Linked DNA regions of Homo sapiens: regions 1, 3 and 4 are each linked to region 2. A link is a loop called in an ENCODE intact Hi-C map of the cell type or tissue named here. Cell type or tissue: endothelial cell of umbilical vein. All regions are shown on one strand. Region 1 has its middle 3.0 kb from the start of SPMIP3. Region 2 overlaps LOC105373262 (a long non-coding RNA gene). Region 3 overlaps AKT3 (AKT serine/threonine kinase 3). Region 4 overlaps PLD5 (phospholipase D family member 5).

Region 1 (5,000 bases), 51 kb after region 2:
GGACCATGAACCCCTGCTTCTGGGATCCCAAGACCTGACCTGGTACTGCCTCCTTGAGGCATGGTGAGTCCCGTCCTTCCTTCAATTCTATAGTCCACTCCAATAAACTGCCTTCCAAGAAGTTAATTTTTTTATCAAGTTAATAGTGATTATTTTTGTAACTTAAAACCAAAAGAACTCTATTTAAGTCCTTGATAAGGTCTTTAAAGGTATACAGTATGCCACAAATTCCCACATGGGGTACTCATGCCAACAGTGTTTCCTTAGAATCTTATCATGAGCAAATGAGAAAAAAATTGACTGTGAGACATTCTACAACTGGCACACACTCTTTAAACCAAGTTATTATCATGAAAAGTAAACAAAAGAATGAGGGGAAATAGATTAGAAGAGGCCAGAGACATAATAACCGAATAGAATGTGATTCGATCATGGGTCACTGAAAATAAGAGAGGAAGAAAAGATACATTTCGAAAAACATTTGTGGGTCATTTACAAAAATTCAAATTTGGACTGTATATGTGATGGTATTATAAAATTAGTGTTACTTTTCTTAGATGAGACAGCCCACTGGGGTTAACAGAAAATGTTCCTATTCTTAGGAAATGCATGCTGAAATATTTAGAATTAACTGTCATGATGTCTACTTTCAAATGGTTCGGAAAAAAATTATATAATGTGAAAATATTAAAAATTGGTGAAACTAGGTTGAAGGTACATGAACGCTTGTTGTATTCTTTCAACTTTTCTGTAAGTTTGAAATTTTCTCAATAAAATATTTGATTATACAATTATAAATGGTCAATTTACAATAAAAAAATCCAGGGGAAAGTGAAAAAAGGTCTGAGGAGAATATCCAATATGCAATTGTCCCAAAGGACAGTTTATGTCAATGAGTCAGAGTGTGACCTCCCAGTCTACATAGCTTTTTGAGGTTTATGGCTGTACTATATAATTATAACTAACATTTGCAAACAACAAAGTGCTGTCACAGACATTCTGCTTGTAATCCCGTTGGGAATGAGCCTCATGTGGTAGGTTTTATTGCCCTGTTTTATAGCCAAGGTGCAGAGCTGCACTTTTGGCCTATGATCGTCTCCACGTCTCCTAGAATTTCCTCACTCCCAGCTGGCCAGTACAGGAATGAGTACCTGGCAGGTTCTCCTTAAACACTATGTATTGTGTGTCTGATAAAGAGACATTTTTAAATTGTCATTGAGAATATTATGTCAGATAGTTCTGCAAAATGTGGCTTTTGTAAATAAAAAAAATGTTTTTTGTTTTGTTTTTTTTTGAGACGGAGTCTCTCTCTGTCGCCCAGGCTGGAGTGCAGTGGCATGATGTTGGCTCACTGCAAGCTCCGCCTTCCGGGTTCACGCCATTCTCCTGCCTCAGCCTCTGGAGTAGCTGGGATTACAGGTGCCCACCACCAAGCCCGGCTAATTTTTTGTATTTTTAGCAGAGACGGGGTTTCACCGTGTTAGCCAGGATGGTCTCGATCTCCTGACCTCATGATCCACCCGCCTTGGCCTCTCAAAGTGCTGGGATTACAGGTGTGAGCCACCATGTCCAGCCAAAAAATTGTTTTTGAGACAGGGTCTCACTATGTTGCCTAGTCTGGTCTCGAACTCCTGGCCTCAATCGATCCTCCTGCCACTTGGCCTCCTGAGTAGCTGGGACTACAGGTGCACGTGACCATGGGTCTAATGGAATAATGGGATGGAATGGCTGACGGAATGCTCTTTAGCCACCATCTTCTTCATTCCCTCCCCTACCCCCAAAGCACATGGTGTACCTGCTCCAGTGTAAACATCGCAACATTTGACCGGAGACAGATGGAAAACGGCAGGGTTGCAGTTCTTTTGAAGGGGGAGGTCCTTTGGCCTTGAGTTGGTCTCTTAGACAGGGTTTCCTGGGCTCCACACTCTGAGATGGAAATTTTCATGAAGCAGTCTGTTGGGAAGTGGTCTATCGGGGCGTGCTTGTGTAGCAACACGTGGAAGGGAGTGAAGAAAACAGGATTTGGCAAAGGGAGAAGCTGAACTATGAGTCACTTACTTCAGATGCGTCAGCCAATGCCACGGAAAGCTCTGAAACTAGAATGGAACTCCAGAGATGTCCCAAATTCAAGCAAGAAGGCTGGACTTTTGTATCCCCGTGTTAATCAATCTTTGGACATGGGCTACCCCAGGAAGGGTGTGTAATCTTGGGTAATGCCAATTCTTGGCACATAAGTGAACTATGATCTAGGAGCAGGCAAAGCTTTCAGCTGGGGAATAGGACCTTGGTCCTCAAGAGGGCCTCCAGAAAGTGCATCGGGCTCTGCGGCAGGGGACTTCCCAGTCTGGGCCAGGACCCAGCCCAAGAGGACGGATTGCTTTTCTTTGTCATATCTCTTGTTCTCTTTTAATCTAGAAGAGTTTCTCAGCCTTCTGGTATCTTTTTTGACTTTATCATTTTTAAAGAGTCCAGGCCAGTTATGCTGTAGAATGTTTGAATTTGTCTAATCTTTCCTTCTGACTGAAATTCAGATTATTTTTCTTTGACTCATCATTTCTTTCCTCTCTTAGTGGGTCAGGCACTTCCCCTGCGGGTCATGTTGCTGCTCCATCTAATTATCGTCTGGCGGCCAGCAGAGGAAATGGTAAATCCTGAAGCGGTGGTGAGACGACCCCTGCATTATCTTCAAGCCGTCAAGCCAGGGAGGAATAATAACCCCGGACAGAGAGGAATCTGAGTTTGCAAGCCGTCAAGTGCATTGACCTCTTTGTCCTCAACCAAATCTGAGGTCACCAATCCTTTCCAAACTCAGCCATGATGTTGGCAGAGCAGATTTGCCAGGTTCTTCTCGGGGGCCCCACTACCCTTATATTTAAATCCTTAGTCTAATTCTCATCTTTTCCTGCCCCCCTGCTGCAGGAAATGAGAGCCCCTCTGTATGCTGCAAAGGGGGAGCCCTGCTTTCACACTTTGCCTAAATTAATGATGATGTTTACCGTCTTACTGCAAAGCATAGATTGTACTCATCAGGAACCAGCCAGTTTCATTACTCTCATAATGACTTCTCCAACCTCTCAAATGCCTGAGAAACTGCACCTGCCAGTTGCTTCCTCCTCCTCCTACTCTGTCCTTTTGTGCTGTAAGTGAAACTTTTTTTTTTTTTTTTTTGAAACGGAGTTTTGCTCTTGTTGCCCAGGCTGGAGTGCAATGGCTCGATCTCGGCTCACTGCAAGCTCTGCCTCCCGGATTCAAGCGATTCTCCTGCCTCAGCCTTCCGAGTAGCTGGGATTACAGGCATGCGCCACCACGCCCGGCTAATTCTGTATTTTTAGTAGAGACGGGGGTTTCACCATGTTGGCCGGGCTGGTCTCGAACTCCCGACCTCAGGTGATCCGCCCGCCTTGACCTCCCAAAGTGCTGGGATTACAGGCGTGAGCCACCACGCCCGGCTTAAGTGAAAGTTTTAACACTTGCTTCCCTACAGAATGCCAGGGGCTAGCCCTACTCCACCTCCCACCGGTAAGGAGGACTTTACTGATAGCCTGCTGGTGTGACCTGCACGTATATATCCAGATGGCCTGAAGTAACTGAAGAATCACAGAGGAAGTGAAATTTAAATGGCCTGTTCCTGCCTTAACTGATGACATTCCACTACAAAAGAAGTGAAAATGGCCGGTCCTTGCCTTAACCGATGACATTACCTTGTGAAATTCCTCCTCCTGGCTCATCCTGGCTCAAAAAGCTCCCCCACGGAGCACCTTGTCACCCCCACTCCTGCCCGCCAGAGAACAACCCCCCTTTGACTGTAATTTTCCTTTACCTACCCAAATCTTATAAAACGGCCTCACCCCTATCTCCCCTTTGCTGACTCTCTTTTCGGACTCAGACGGCCTGCACCCAGCTGATTAAAAAGCTTTATCGCTCACACAAAGCCTGTTTGGTTGTCTCTTCACACGAACGCGAGTGAAACTTTCTTCTTTGTACTTTCTGTTATATTGCCAGGTATGTCTTACGTAAAGAACATGGGGATTTTTTGTTCATTTTTTTTCCTCAGTGAAGAATACTGGTTATTACTCTTAAAACGCCTTTGACGTCAAATAGCTGGATTCAAATCATAGATTCATTACGGCCTCGTTGTGTGACTGTTAGGCAAGTTCCGTAGCTTCTTCTCTTAGCCTTCATTTCAAATAGAAATACTTCATTTTCAAAAGAGAATCTCCTTCCATGGTGGTGGTGGAGATTCTAGATGGTGTGTGTCTAATAGCTAAAAAAACGTGTGGTGCTCACTCAACAAATCAAACCAATTTATCCTTTCTCTTAGTGTGGTTCCAGTTTGTTGCTTCTGTCCTCATATATTTATTTAAGTTTTCCCTAGCTTATCTGCTTTCAACAAAATGCTGTCACCAAGACTCTGTCATTACATTATTTTATGCCTGTTCCATGTAGGTTAAGCTCCCAGCAGGAACCCAGCCTGGCCCCTGGTCTCTCCTGAGTGCCTTCTGGAATCTTATGGAAATATTTTACATTCTAACCTGCAAACTGTATATAAGTGAGAAGTGTCCCTGTTTCCAGGACAACCTACTGTAGATAATGCCAGTGTTGGCTGGGTGTGGTGGCTCACGCCTGTAATCCCAGCACTTTGGGAGGCCGAGGCGGGAGGATCATGAGGTCAGGAGATCGAGACCATCCTGGCCGTGGTGAAACCCCGTCTCTACTAATATACAGAAACTTAGCCGGGCGTGGTGGCACGCGCCTGTAGTCCCAGCTACTCAGGAGGCTGAGGCAGGGGAATCGCTTGAATCCGGGAGGCAGAGCTTGCAGTGAGCCGAGATTGTGGCACTGTACTCCAGCCTGGGCAACAGAGACTCCATCACAAAAAAAAAAAAAGAAAAAAAAATGCCAGTGTTTCGTTTTGGTTTGGTTTGGTTTTGACAGAGGTTGGTCAGAATAAATATTTTTGCCACTCTCTTCTTCTCAGGTTATGGCTTGCTTCTATATAG
Region 2 (5,000 bases):
GGTAAAGGAGCCAAGATCGTGGAGGACATGTGATTTGTTCAGTCACACAGCAGATAAGACACAGGGCTAGCAGGGAATCGCCAGATCAGCAACATGCCCATCCTGTGTCTTCACGTCTTACCACACGGCCTCCCAATGAAACAAGGAAGCTCTGGAGTCCACAAACAGATCTTGAGACAAAAAAAAAGAAAAGAAAAGAAATAAAAAGCAAACAGGAAACTCTGAGGACTGGGAGCAGGAAGGGGAAGATAGTATATGTAGGCCCAAAGACTGGAATCTTGGCTCAAACACTGCAATGTCACTCTCAGAAGTGGATGGAGGCCGTGCACGGTGGCTCATGCTTGTAATCTCAGCACTTTGGGAGGCCAAGGTGGGTGGATCACTTGAGGTCAGGAGTTCGAGACCAGCCTGGCTAACGTGATGAAACCCTGCCTCTACCAAAATAATAATAATAATAATGATAATAATAATACAAAAGTTAGCCGGGTGCAGTGGCATGTTTCTGTGATCCCAGCTCTTCAGGATGCTAAGGCATGAGAATCGCTTGAACCCAGGAGGTGGAGGTTGCAGTGAGCTGAGATTGCACCACTGTACTCCATCCTGGGTGACAGAGTGAGACTGCCTCAAAAAAAATTAATTAATTAATTAATTTTAAAAAAGAGAGAGAGAGAAAGAAGAAAAGAAATGGATGGAAAATTAAGTGTTCACTTGAAAAAATAAAAATAAAAAAAGTGATAGAAGATACGGCTGCAAAAGCAGCAATGAACTGGCTGAAAGACTGAAGCTCTGTCCTTAGATTGAAAAGTGAGGCGATTCCAATATTCAAAAGCTTGGTACTTTTGTGCCTGACTGAGTTGTAGCCCTCGTCCAAGAGATTGTCCAGGAATGGAGAAAAATAGCTTTATTTGAAGGCAGTGGTAGAAAGAGAATAATAACAAAGTTGTTTTTTAATCCTAAAAGAGCAAGTGTCCAGGAGAGGCCAATTTATAAGGAGGTTCTGGAGTAATGTCAGTAATAAAACCTCCCGGGAAGATGAAATACATGCCACTCTGGCTCTCCAGCTAGTAGGTGCTGATGGGCCCCCAGCAGCCACCAAAATTCTATTTCATTGACTCTTATCCCAACATCCTTGATAGAGGAGATCTAACTTTGCAAAATCCTCTCCAAGTGTTTCGGGGATCTTGGGTTTTGTCGTTTAAGCTCATAAAGAGTTCTCTCACGTTCCTTGGCCCTGGGCCCCTCTGTTGTTTTTTGCTTGTGAAGCCATTTGAGGGCTGCTGTGTGCCACCGTCACAGCTGTGTGGCAAGCCTAGAGTCATGCTGTTATAACCACCCGATGGGTGCTTCCTGCCCACTACACAAACAAAATCCATTCACAGAGACCACAGCATTGCAGATCACAAGGTCAGGAGATCGAGACCATCTTGGCCAACATGGTGAAACCAAGTCTCTACTAAAATACAAAAATTAGCCAGGTGTGGTGGTGCGCACCTGTAGTTCCAGCTGCTCGGGAGGCTGAGATAGAGTAATTGTTTGGAAGTGGAGGTTGCAGTGAGCTGAGATCGCCCCACTGCACTCCAGCCTGGTGACACAGCAACACTCCGTCTCAAAAAAATAAAAAGAGTTTAATTGACTCGAGGTCAGTCATGCCACATGGGAGATGGAGTTATCACTCAAATCGACCTCACTGAAGGCTCAGAGGTTAGGAGTTTTTGAAGGGTAGTTTGGGAGAAGGGATGGAGGTGTCTGGGCAATGGGTGCTTGCTGCTGATTGGCTGGGGGTGCAATCATAGGGGTGTGGGAAATGGTCCTCCTGTGCCTGAGTCCTTTGTGGGTGGGGCCACAGGAGGGGTCAGTGGGTCTAGGTGGAGGCATGAGTGTCAGACATCAAAAAAAAAGACTGAAAAGATATCCCAAAGGCCAATCTTAGGCTCTATAACGGTGATATTATCTGCAGGAGTAATCTGGGAGGTTGCAAATCTTATGACCTGCAGAATAATGGTTGGCAATCATTTATGTCTACACCTTAGCAGAATTCAGGCTCCTCTACCCTGCTAGCCTGGTGGTCTCTCATTACTTTTACAAAAGCAGCTGACTTTGGGGAAAGGGCTATTATCATTTAACTCTCAAAGTTAGCTTGGCCTACACCCAGAAATATTAACAATTAATGGCAACTTGAAGGCTAAAGGCAAGATGAGGGTTGGCTAGATCAGATCTCCCTCACTGCCATAGTTCTCTCACTGACCTAATTTTTGCAAAGCGGTTTCACTGTGTTTCTTGTAAAGGTAGAGGAGAAAGCCCCTCTCCTCCCTCCCTCCCTCTGTGTCACATTTTATTACTTGTGTTAGTGAGCACTAAAAAATGTAAGTCCTGGGTCTTGTGTGAAAAGCTTGCAGTTTTAGGCTGGGCGTGGTGGCTCACACCTGTAATCCCAGAACTTTGGGAGGCCGAGGCGGGTGGATCACCTGAGGTCAGGAGTTCGAGACCAGCCTGACCAACATGGTGAAACCCTGTCTCTGCTAAAAATACAAAATTAGCCGGGCATGGTGGCGGGCGCCTATAATCCCAGCTACTCGGGAGGCTGAGGCAGGAGAATTGTTTGAAGCCGGGAGGCGGAGGTTGCATTGAGGTGAGCTCGCACCACTGCACTCCAGCCTGGGCAACAAGAGCGAGACTCCAAAAAAGGAGACAGAGAGAGAGAGAGAGAGAGAAACGAAAAGCTTGCAGTTTCGACATGCCCTGCTTCTCTGCAGAGACACAAGTCCATGACACTGGTGTCGTGGTTCCTTTTCACTCTCATTGTTTTGGTTGTTTCAGTTCTTTCCCCCCATTTCTCAAACAATCTCCTCCCTCTACTGCAACCAAAAAGCCCCATGCCTCTTCTCCCACCACCCTGCAGACTCAGACAAGACTGCATCTCAGCTTGCTCTCAGGCTGAGAGCACTGATAGCTTGGCTTTATCTAGCAGACAACAGGAAGCCTCTGAAGGGCTCTGGGCAGAGAAATCGTTAGGAAGATGCATCTTGGCAGTAGTTCCTCAAATGAATTGGGCGGTAGTGAAACGTCTTGATTCTCAGAGCAGACTCAGCGTGGGACGGCACACTGGTGCCACCTGGAGGCGGCCGGCCTCAATTACAGACGCAGTTTACAGAAAGCTGACAAAACCCTTCTGAAACCAAATCTGAAACAGAAAGCCATCGAGTGACTTTTTAGCGCTACAGGAAGAGTGGTCTGTTTATTTGGGCTAAGCCAGCAAGGAACAAAACTTCAGGGAAGTGGCCCTGCTAGAGACTCTAGGACTAGCCTGGCCCTCCATGTCCTCCTTTGGGAGAGGCTGACTTACAAGGAGGTTCTTTTTTTTTTTTTTTTCTTTTTGAGACGGAGTCTTGCTCTGTGGCCCAGGCTGGAGTGCAGGGGCGCGACCTCGGCTCACTGCAAGCTCCGCCTCCCGGGTTCACGCCATTCTCCTGCCTCAGCCTCCCGAGTAGCTGGGACTACAGGCGCCCGCCACCACGCCTGGCTAATTTTTTGTATTTTTAGTAGAGACGTGTTTTCACCGTGTTAGCCAGGATGGTCTCCATCTCCTGACATCGTGATCCGCCCGCCTCAGCCTCCCAAAGTGCTGAGATTACAGGCGTGAGCCAGCGCGCCCAGCCACAAGGAGGTCCTTGAATTAGTTATTTTTGTAATAAAACCTCCCAGGATGGGCTGGGGAGCGCCCACCCCACCACCACCACCACCGAAATCTGTTTTGCAACAGATTTGCAAACCAACATATTTGCCAAAATACAGGCTTGTCATTTCTCAGGAGAAGGGGGATAACTGGTTCTTGCTTCAAGTGAAAACCACCACACAGGAAAGAGAATGTGTCCCTAGCACGGTGGCTCACACCTGTACTCCCAGCACTTTGGGAGGCTGAGGTGGGCAGATCACCTGAGGCCAAAAATTCAAGACCAGACTGGCCAACATGGTGAAACCCCGTCTCTACCAAAAATACAAAAATTAGCCGGGCGTGGTGTTGGGCACCTGTAGTCCCAGCTACTCAGGAGGCTGAGGCTGGAGAATTGCTTGAACCCGGGAAGTGGAGGTTGCAGTGAGCTGAGATTGTGCCACTGCACTCCAGCCTGGGCGACAGCGAGACTCCATCTCAAAAAAAAAAAAAAAGAGAGAGAGAGAATGTGTTCCCAGACTAGAGACAGGGTGTCACAGGTGACAATGGCAGTCAGAGCCTGCCCTGTTAGCCTGCCCAGGTTTTTCCAGTACTTTTTTATTTTCCCTAAAGATCCTGTGATTTACAACACAACCTAGGCATTAACAAGCAAGGAAAACTAGAAATTGAAATGAAGCGGTTTTCAGAATAAGGATTAGACTCCAGAATCCCAGATTCTTTCTGCCAGAATCCACTTAATTACACACTGAAGTATGGAATTCCTGTAATACGAAGTTATTTGTTTCTTCTTTCAAAAAAGGGGTAAACTATATTCCTTATCAGTTTTCTGCAGCTCACTCAGTCATGGGAAGTTTATGCTGCATTTTCTCTTGCCCTTGGCTTCACCTTCTCCCTAATATCTACTGTTTTCCTAAGAAAGTTTCTCAGTATAGAAAAACAAGGTCATTTCTCGGAGTCTTTGCCAAATCTGCACTGGACCTTTGCTTCTGGAGGAATGGGAATTTAAAAGCAGCCCAAGATCGGTCATCCTGACTTTCATAGGAAAGGAAGAGCTTCTTCGCTCACTGACTTGACACTTGCTGCAACCCTGTGAGGTTTACCTTGTTACGCGTGTGTTAAAGGGGATGAAATAGATGCTCAAAGAATAATCTGCCCAAGGACACACAGCTAGAAAGTAGAAAACTAGGATTTAAAATCCCAGGCTTGCCTGACTGCAGATTCCCGTTGCTTCCTACAGCACTGGGCAGAGTTCCACTTCATAAAAGTCTAGGGAGGCCAGGCGCGGTGGCTCCTGCCTGTAATCCCAGCACTTTGGGAGGCCGAGGCCGGT
Region 3 (5,000 bases), 550 kb before region 2:
TTTTTTCAATAATTTAACGTCCATTTCTAACTTGCCTATCAGTCCCAGGTCTTTTTAGATCTTTCTCAATTATGGTTGTTATTTTCATAATATCTAAATCATATCATATGTAATTGTTCTATTAAAATGTATTCTGTCTTTACATTTCAATGAGCTAAACATGCTTTATCTTGAGTGATAAATGTTTTTTCCCCTAAATAATACCAACATAAGCCTATACTTGATACAGCCAGTTAAAGTTAGAACAAAAACTTTAGAGAAAATTTCTGGTCAATTAGTGTGTCACTGAGTTAATGAATCATTTAATTACCACTTGCTTGGGTTATTTGTCCCCTCACTTTATCAATAAAGAACACAGTATGACATAAGAAACTTCCAAGTTTGAACTAAGTCACAGCCAGGACCTCTGATTTCTAATGTACCTGAAACTAACATACTCTACAGAAAAGATGAGGGGTCTCATAACCTCTGCATATTCAATGCTTTCATATTCAATTGTTTGTTTTTAAAGAAATTAGTTTATTAGAGACAGAGAGAGAACGAATCTTTCCCTTGATAATCTCCACTAAACTTTATAAATATGCTTAGAATGGAAATGAATGAGAAGAAACAGAGGATGAAGGAGACATCAGAAATTTTCAGCCCTGTGTTTTACCTCTGGAGAATTCTTATTGTCATGAAGAACATGAACATGGGGGGTGGGGGGCAGTACAGGAAAGGAACAACTGCAAGCTGCCATGCTGAGTTTAACAACAATCATCAAAAGGGGCTTTGGGAGCTCACCAGCTGCAAAGTTTTTGTATTAGGCTGTGATTCCATTGGGAGGATGGGAGCCCCTAAATAATGATGTCAAAGGGGTTTTTACATGCCCAGGAAGCTATTTCAAGCAAACAAAAATCTACATTTATTCCTAATGGAGGTTAAGGCCTTTGGGGATTAGAGATAGAGAGTGTAGATGGCTATTATCTAAATAAACTTACTGTTCCTAGCACAACAAAGGAATATATTCCTAAAAAGAAATATAGGATATTATTTTCACCGTAAAACTGCAAAGAAATGAACACTTTTTCCAAGAACAAACAAAAATGTCAGAAGTTTCATTTTGAAAGTTATACGGCAAAGTGAATTTGAGAATTAAAAGGGAATTAGAGGATAATTTCAAGAGGAATTTCATTAACGGAGATTTCTGCATCATATTTTCATGCTTTTTTTATTATAGAGTGTAATTCTTAATGACTGCTTCAACAAAATTTGGGGAAAGTAAAATTACATTGCCATTGCTGCTAAGTTGTAACTGACCTTCTCTCTTGTACTTGTATTCTACCCAGTACAGCCCAGTAAATGCAGCATGTTCACGTTCACTTGTCCAAAGCAAAATGACTTCTTTCCCAAGACACAATGAAGAGATTAAAGGGAGATATCTTCAATGAACAGACCAAAATGTCACCTAACAACATGCTTAGTAAATAGGTACCTTTGCAAATGAAACTCTTAGTATCACATTGGGAATTACCATAGAAAACCACATTAAACTTATTGTAAACTGACTTTATCCATAAACACAAAAAAAATCAAAAGGGATAAATGTAAGACAGTTCACTTAAGACATAGTATAGGTTTCTTGCAAACATGGCTAAAAATTACTTAACACCATAATGAATAACAAGGATCGGTAAGAGTCAGTAATGAAACGATGTCTGAAGCAAGCACTGAAATATACCTAGGCATAGCACATGCAAAAAATGTGATGCTATGCTTTTTCAACCATAATGACCTGTAAATTGTTTTATACTAAGGCCCAACGGTTCTAGCAATGCTGTATAATCTCACATCTTTCCCCTGTCAAATGAAGAAAAAATTAAAAGATACACAAACATAAATATATCTTTTAAAACATATAGCATGCCTGGGTATTGTTTATATGATTCAGTGGAAATCAACATGGTTTGCTGGTGTGTCTGGTTTTTTGTGTTTTAATATTTATATTGCATAGCTATCCAAAATTGTTCAGAGTTTTGAAAGAACCAAGTTGTAAAAAATTGTGGATAGGCAGGAATTCTGACAAGCTTTCTAAACATGACCCTTTATTTCAACATGAAGATAAAGAGGCAAAGCTATACTGATTGAACAGAAAACAAGAATGGGACTTAAAAAAAAAAACAAGAGTTGGATAGACAGTGTTCTTCCTTCTAGTTGATAGGAAGGCCACACAGTGTAAAACTATACTCACAACTTTGGTGTTCACATGCACAATCTTCACCACTTAGAAAGAAGCAGCTTTATTAGTGCTTATAAAAATTCATTAGTCCCTATAAAACCAGAACCAATTCAGCAGATAAGTAAATAAAACAATATAAAGAAAATAAATTCACAAACTTTAATGTAGAATTTCAGAAAATGTTAAAGTTCACTGAGAAATACTATTTAGTGTGATTAAGATAATAAAAATAAATCAATAATGCAAACACAGTATTAATAACTTGAAGTTTTCAAATTTGAGAGGTTTTGTTCTCATGAGAATATTCTCTCAAAAGTAGTTTAGTTATATGAATAAGATTTCTGGATAATAATTGATCTGCATAGGCTATTAAAAATTGCCTGTTTATACAGGTCTGACTTTCAAAGCCCCAATCTTGAGTACGTGTCAAGGTTAGCCTTACCATACGAATCAGAGTGACATCTAGTGGCAACTCCATTGAAGTACTACTTGGTACTTCATCTGTTGTAAATACAAATGAACAGTACCTAGCATATGGCAGGCCCTCACACACTGTTGCATGAATACTTTAATATTTTAAGCTAATATTATAATTTCCTCAGTTCTACTGAACTTCCTCCTTCCTTTTCCTTACCACTTCTAGTCCTTCATTCTCTCCCTATTTTCTCAGTTGAAAAGTTCCCTTCTACTTGTCTCATTCTATGGAATCCCTGATCATTCTATATTTTTCTAATCCACTTTTTCTTTCATTATACACATCTTATCAGTCTCCATCCTAGGTATATGATATAATCCATTTTATGTGGAACTCTTCTGAGTACTGCTATACTAAATCACGAAACTAAACCAAATAAATCTATCATAATTCATGCAAACCTGGGAAATTATTTCATTCATCTCTAGTTGACTTGATCATGATTGTTTTCTAAAGGAATCATGCCACATCTTCTTTATCCCTCTTCAAACCCCTCTCCCCCAACCCCATCTTTCTCATTTTATAATATCCCTACTTCCTAGAAAGCAGGGAAACCATTAAACGTGAATAACTTCAACTTCCCAGCTCTCTACTTCAAACATTCAGAATACCCCCTTTACTTATAACAAAGGAAGTCATATACATTCTAGTTTTCAAGAACTAACCCCTCTTTCTTGTGTCCCATCTTTACTGTCATCTAAGATTTGATTATGTCAAATGATGAATCTCTCTCTTGGATCTTTCTGAATTTCCCTCTGTATTTTGACTCCATTCCTTCAACCTATGAATATGCTCAAAACATCCCATCCAAAAATCATCTTTCTTTGGCTTGCTGTAATCTATTTTCTTTCCTTTTATCAAAAAATAACTCAGAAGAAAAATCTATGATTACTGTCTCCATTTCTTCAGTATCCATTCACTCTTCAACTCCTGCCAATTTGCTATTTACCATCACTACTACTGATCTCCACAAAGTCACCAATGAGGTTATCAGTGGCCTCTTTACAGGCCTTGTTGTCCTTGAATCCTGAAATAATGCTGTAATAATTGCTCTTGCTTGGCATCTAAAGTGAAGTGATCTTTTTATTCTCTTCCAATCTCCCTCATAACTCCTTCTCTGCTTTCTTCTCCTTCTCATATAGGCTAAATGCAATATGGCCTCATATATACTTGAGCAAATAAAGAGGCGAAGTCATGCTTTTATAAAGAAAGTGCTTCAGTTTCTAAATAGAAATTGATTTGCCTATGAATTTAGCTCAAAATTATGTACTGCTTAATACCCTCCTTTCCTTCAAAGTAATGCTTTAACCCTACTTGGTTAAATTTGCCCCAATTATTTCAAATCATAATTCACTGTCCCTAATAAACCAAATTTTATCTTGCATTAACATACATTTTGTATCATCTTTAGATGTGTCCTAAGGTTTTAAAAATTCTCTATTATGTTAACTTGCAACTACTGTATGCCTCCTTCTCCCACCTTCTCTCCCCTCTCACATGCATGCACGTATACACACACACACACACACACACACACGCACGCACGCACACACGGTATTTTACAAGGACAGCAAGCTCAATGCCTTTGTCCTCCACTTCTGGGCATTTCTTCAAAATGTTTTAAATCTGAATATACTACTCTTTACCGGTAAGTTATTAGTAAATGCTTGTTGATTAAGGCTAATCTTTTTTTTTTTTTTTTGAGACAGAGTCTCCCTTTGTCGCCCAGGCTGGAGTGCAGTGGCACAATCTCAGTTCACTGCAAACTCTGCCTCCTGGGTTCAAGTGATTCTCCTGCTTCAGCTTCTCGAGTAGCTGGGACTACAGGTGCCTGCCATCACACCTGGCTAATTTTGGTATTTTTAGTAGAGACGGAGTTTCACTGTGTTGGCCAGGCTGACCTCAAACTCCTGACCTCCGGTGATCTGCCCGCCTCGGCCTCCCAAAGTGCTGGGATTACAGGTATGAGCCACCACACCTAGCCAATTAAGGCCAATACTTCAATAACTGTTCATTAAAAAGAAATAATGTTTTTTAAAAGAAAAAAAACTGACTTTTGTTTTAGCTGTTGGTACTGATACTATCAGTCTATAAACACTACAAACACACAGAAAGTGAGATAATGCTTTGGAAAAAGATTAATTTTCTAATTCTGAGCTAACTGGCCCAATTTTACTTGTGAAAACTGCTCTATAATTTGTCACAACTCTAATTTACACCAAACTCAACATAATTTTCTTAAATGCTTCTCAAAAAAAAAAAGACTCTGAAAGAGAAGGACTTCTGGAAAATTAGCAGCAAAGAATC
Region 4 (5,000 bases), 1.8 Mb before region 2:
TCTATAAAATAGTAGTTCGTATACCTTCATTAAAAAACGTGGACATCCAGGCTGGGCACGATGACTCACGCCTATAATCCTAGCACTTTAGGAAGCTGAGGCGGGTGGATCGCTTGAGCCCAGGAGTTCCAGACCAGCCTAGGCAACACGGTGAAACTCCATCTCTACAAAAAATAAAAAAATTAGCTTTGTGTAATGGCGTGTGTCTGCAGTCCCAGTTACTCAGGAGGCTGAGATGGGCAGATGGCTTGAGCCCAGGAGGCAGAGGTTGCACTGAGCTGAGATTGCGCCACTGCACACCAGCCTGGGTGGCCGAACCAGACCCTGCCCCCCACCCCTGATGTGGACATCCGGAAAGCCAGTCCTTTCCTCTGCACCCCCTAGGTCCTATCTTCCCACACACCCCTAACAACTAAAAATCCAGGTACAACAGTGAAAAGTCTGAGACCAAGCAGGTAAAATGCTCAGCGGAAGGCTATTCCCACTCTTCTGAACATGGAAAGGTGAAAGGAAAAAGACAAAGGAAAAAGAAATCCCTTTACAAATTTCACGATTGTCAGAATGTTTGTGGCCCCCTCCACATTCGTATGTTGAAACCTAATCCCCAGCTCGATGGTGTTAGGAGGTGGTGTTTTTAGAAGGTGACAAGATCAAGAGAGAGGAGCCCTCATGAACGGGATTAGTACTTTTATCAAACATGACTAAGGGAGATTGCTTGCCCTTCCCCCAGGTGAGGACACAGGGAGAAGGCACCATCTAGGAACCAGGAAGCAGGTCCTCCAGGCATCAAATCTGCCAGTGACTTGATCTGGGACTTTCCAGCCTCCAGAATCGGGAGAAATAAGTTTCTTTGTTTGTAAGCTACCTAGTTTATGGTCATTTTGTTATAGCAGCCTAAATAGGCTAAGACAAAATGCATATAAGTAATACCTATTTCATTTAGTGTTTTCTTATGAGCAAATGCATTTTATCTTTTTAATGAAATTTTTATTGTACCCTTAGAAGATCTTTGAAATGTTTTTGAGAAGCCCAACAAGACATCATTACCTCCCTACACAGTGTATTCATTATTTGCCTGTTCAAAATTTTCAAATGCTCATCCTGCATTCACGAAAAGTGTACCTGCCATTCCAAAAAGGTAGTCCCTAGAGATTGGAAGCTCCCTATGGCCACTGCGACACCCACTCCCTACTATCACAATGTAGGGCTCCCCTTTAGGATAGAATTTAGAGAAAATGCAGAGACATAGGCTCCTACTTATCCCATAGCTGCAGAATGACACCTGTCCACCCCTCTCTCATAAAAGAAACAAGAAAAGTGTTGTGAACTGCTTATCTTTCTTTGTCTCTCCCAACACCAGTTTTAACCCCTAGTCCTATCTTCCTGTACTACCTATGTATTTTTGCCTGGCCATTGGATATGTTTAGCCTCACCCACTCCTTCTCAGCCTCACAGTTGCAGCTAATTCAGGCAGCAGGGCTAGGAGAGCTCAACGTGCGCTGGTGATTAGAGACCCTTTAAAAGAGTCACATGGACAAGATGATACTTTCAAATTTAACTTCAGGCTGGCTGCGGTGGCTCATGCCTGTAATCTCAGCACTTTGGGAGGCCAAGGTGGGCAGATCACTTGAGGTCAGGAGTTTGAGACCAGCCTGGTCAGCATGGTGAGACCCCTGTCTCTACTAAAAGTACAAAAATATTCGCCAGGTGTGGTGGCGGTCACCTGTAATCCCAGCTACTCGAGAAGCTGAGGCAGGAGAATCGCTTGAACCTGGGAGGCAGAGGCTGCAGTGAGCCGAGATCATGCATTGCACTCTAGCCTGGGCAACACAGCAAGACTCCGTGTCAAAAAAAAAAAAAAGGCAAATTTAATCTCAAGCAAACCCACTCAGTCTAACAGTCATAAAGCATGTAGGGATGGCTTTCAGCTTCTAATACTGTTTCAAAGGTTTCTGTTTCAATAGACTTAAATTGATGTTGGCAGAGGAAAAAAAAAGAAAAAAATGAGGTCAAGGCACTGAGAAAAAGAAACCATCACTTTCTAAAACCACCCAAGATTGCTAAGCATTTGCATATATGAAAAGAGACACAGGGGAAAACATATTTCATCTGTAAAATGTTTACATTAATTTCTATTAAGGTATTATGAACTACGAAATCATAAAAGAGTTTCTAACGCTGAAAAGTGGCTGTAATAGAAAGGAAATTAAGGAGAGAGTGGTAAAATGTGAGTGCCCTTAAGTAGGGTAGCAGCCATTGTAGATCAGAGTGTGTTCCAGGGTCTAACATATCTAACAGAAAGCTTGAAGTTTGTTTCCCAGACAAGCCTGAATTACAGAGAGAGCTGACCGGATGCCCTGAATCTTTGCAGATCGTCACAGTTTACCCTTTCCGGTTCTATCCCTGGGACCATCTATTTCTTTTCTTCAGCTGTCAGGAATTATGTATGTGCCTGTTCTTCTTTTTTACCACAGGAGGGAGCCCCAGCACAATCAGGGTATAGTTCTCCAGCTTTTTCTCCAAGTGGAGAAATGACTTTTTAATCACCTGTTAAAAATACGGGCGTAAATGCCTCCCAGCAGAAACGAATGTGATCAATCAGTTGTTCAAAATAAGCTTCAGAAGCTGCCCTCCAACTCAAACTGCTCAAGTTTTTCACATACATCTATGTGTGCATGGAGTGTGACTGTTATGTTTATTCTCTTTTACCTATTTTAATGCCAGAATTTGCAAATCATTTGAAAGGCTTTATTTAGATGAAGATAATCCAGATGCAAATTCTAAGCATTAAGATACTTGATTTTTTAACTAATGACTTTCATCACATGGAGCTCACTGGATTGATTTATACCTGAATTAAAAGCAACCTGTAATTTATCTTCTACGCCCCAATTTTTTTGACATAAAGGACCGTCCCAAGTAAGAAGTCTTCTGAGGCAGGTTGCCAAAGAGATTTAGTGATGGTGAAACAAGCAGCTTAATGAAGTGAAATCTCCTTATTAACCTTTGACCAAAGTCACACCTGTACCCATTCCTTGTTTCAGGTCTTACACACCTTAAAGGCAGCAGCCAGGTTCAGTTCTAATTTGCCTCTGAAGAATTCAGTGCAAGCCTGTTTAGAAAAGTGATTATCCTTCAATTTGTAGGCAATGAAGTAGGCGCTTATATGGACTCCCAGAAGGCATCAATCAGACATAGCACTTGTCCCAGAAGGGAGCTTCATGCCCAAATCAATACAGGAGCTCACTTTATATGGCATTTCTACAAGGCTGTGTAAGGTGTCTTAAAGTCAAATGCAGCTACAGCCATGAGGGAGAAAAGAGATCTGATCAACAGAAGTGTCCCAAAGATGGTCCTTGAACCGCAGTTATGTAAAGTTCCACTCTGTCCAGGCAGGTGTGCTACACCAGTTGTGGTGCGGGATAGAGCCGGGGTGGGGACAGAAGGGCCAGCTCCCCCCATGCCACTGTGCCCCAGGGCAGAGACCTAGGAGTCCAGGAATTCTAAATTTGAACCTGTCCTTCCAGGACATTACAAAGAAATACTTCACAGGTAGAAGGATGGGAACATATTTTATTTAAGAGTGTGTCAGCTTGATTTATAAGCTTCATATATTTAGGTACATGGAATTTTCTCCTGACCCCAACCAAGGTTGGAGTGGATCTGTTCCCTCCCCTCCTTACTCCGCCTTGCAATCAAAAGCATGCATTAGTTTGGTTCCATTCAGTGACTCTGAGCTGGGTTTCTGAGGGGATGAGAATGGTAGAGACCTTCAGATAAGGCTTGCTAGCCACTGGCTACAGGTGACGATTTACAAAGTTTTAATTAATTCAGATTAAATAAAATTTAAGATCCAGTTCCTTAGTCACACTAGCCACATCTCGAATGCTCAAGAGTCCCATGTGGCTGGTGGCGACTGGACTGAAAGGCACACATTTAGAACATGCCCATCATTGCAGAACTTTCTACTGGACAGTGCTGCCCTAAAGAACTCTAAAAAGAAAATAAAATCTGTTTAGATTTAAAGTGACTGAAACACCTGCAGGCTGAGTGCGCAAGTCAGCAAGCAAGTTTGCATATTTAGAATTACTGTGTGAGCTGTCCATGATTGATATTAGGCATTATAAAAGGTATCATTTGTTTGGTGATGGTCTATATCAGAGACTGCAAACTGGCCACCTGAGGGATGAATATTGGCTTCTGCTGTGTTGTGAACAAAAGGTGGGGAGGACTTCATTAAAATCTAGTTTTCTGATTTCTTTTGAAACATCAGAAGATCTGGCCCCTGTGAGACTGCATTTCCACGCTGGAACACAGACCTGGAGTCCAGAAGCAGCTTTCTTTTCAGAAGGAGTGAGTGCTCTTCAGGTTACCAAAATCCCCGCCCGACACTGCGTCCGTAACACTATTTCCTAATTCCTTCCATATGCGCAGTTGAATGGGAAAACAAGAATGTCTCTAGCTTTGCAAAAAGGAAAATCTCTATGATAAAACATGACAAAAGCTGCCGAGAACACTCTCGCTTATTCTGTTTCTCTAAATAAATTCCATCATCCACTTATCCAGGGGGTCTCTGGGCTCCCTGTCAAACCGGAGAAGCCACGTCTCATGTTAAAAAACATATGTTTTCATGTTTTGTGGTGATGGGAATTCCTAGTGAACTCGAAACAGACAATGGTCCAGCCTATTGTAGTAAAGCTTTTAAAAATTTGCTTGATCAGTGGCATATTAAACATATTACTGGTATTCCTTAGAGCCCACAAGCCCAAGCTATTGTAGAAAGAAGTAAGAGAACTTCAAAATTACAATTACTTAAACAAAAAGAGGGGGATAAGGAGTTGTCTACCCCTCACATACAACTAAACTGGCATTGCTCACGTTAAATTTTCTTAATATTCCTAAATCTAGTTCTGTTACTGCTGCCGAAAAACATTTCTTTGGTAACCATCCTACAGTAAACCGAGGAAGAGAAGTATGGTGGAAAGATCTAATATATGGTC

The links. Peaks named below come from ENCODE experiments on the same cell type or tissue, not always from the same donor. Only the 100,000 strongest peaks of a DNase experiment are listed, where the experiment ranks them.
Region 1: it touches region 2 in a loop (5-fold over the local background); 7 of 110 quality-filtered maps call a loop at or near these places.
Region 3: it touches region 2 in a loop (14-fold over the local background); 3 of 110 quality-filtered maps call a loop at or near these places.
Region 4: a loop joins it to region 2, with 10 times the contacts of the local background. A loop is called at or near these places in 3 of 110 quality-filtered maps.

Annotation. Positions count from the first base shown.
Region 1 is chr1:244,347,168-244,352,167 of GRCh38, forward strand. No RefSeq gene overlaps it. Among named protein-coding and RNA genes, the nearest start is that of SPMIP3, 3.0 kb to the right of the region's middle. RefSeq lists an enhancer at 3,418-3,477. In endothelial cell of umbilical vein, no CTCF peak of the experiment used is centred here; DNase peaks (open chromatin) are centred at 204, 2,054 and 2,634; H3K27ac peaks cover 2,636 bases.
Region 2 is chr1:244,296,525-244,301,524 of GRCh38, forward strand. All of the region lies in intron 1 of LOC105373262 (a long non-coding RNA gene), which reads right to left. Among named protein-coding and RNA genes, the nearest start is that of SPMIP3, 54 kb to the right of the region's middle. RefSeq lists an enhancer at 3,198-3,267. In endothelial cell of umbilical vein, a CTCF peak has its summit at 3,117 (motif pointing left); DNase peaks (open chromatin) are centred at 127, 3,117 and 4,597; H3K27ac peaks cover 1,448 bases.
Region 3 is chr1:243,746,205-243,751,204 of GRCh38, forward strand. All of the region lies in intron 2 of AKT3 (AKT serine/threonine kinase 3), which reads right to left. Among named protein-coding and RNA genes, the nearest start is that of AKT3-IT1, 46 kb to the right of the region's middle. In endothelial cell of umbilical vein, a CTCF peak has its summit at 2,693 (motif pointing left); a DNase peak (open chromatin) is centred at 2,687.
Region 4 is chr1:242,452,485-242,457,484 of GRCh38, forward strand. All of the region lies in intron 1 of PLD5 (phospholipase D family member 5), which reads right to left. Among named protein-coding and RNA genes, the nearest start is that of PLD5, 70 kb to the right of the region's middle. In endothelial cell of umbilical vein, a CTCF peak has its summit at 2,451 (motif pointing right); no DNase peak of the experiment used is centred here.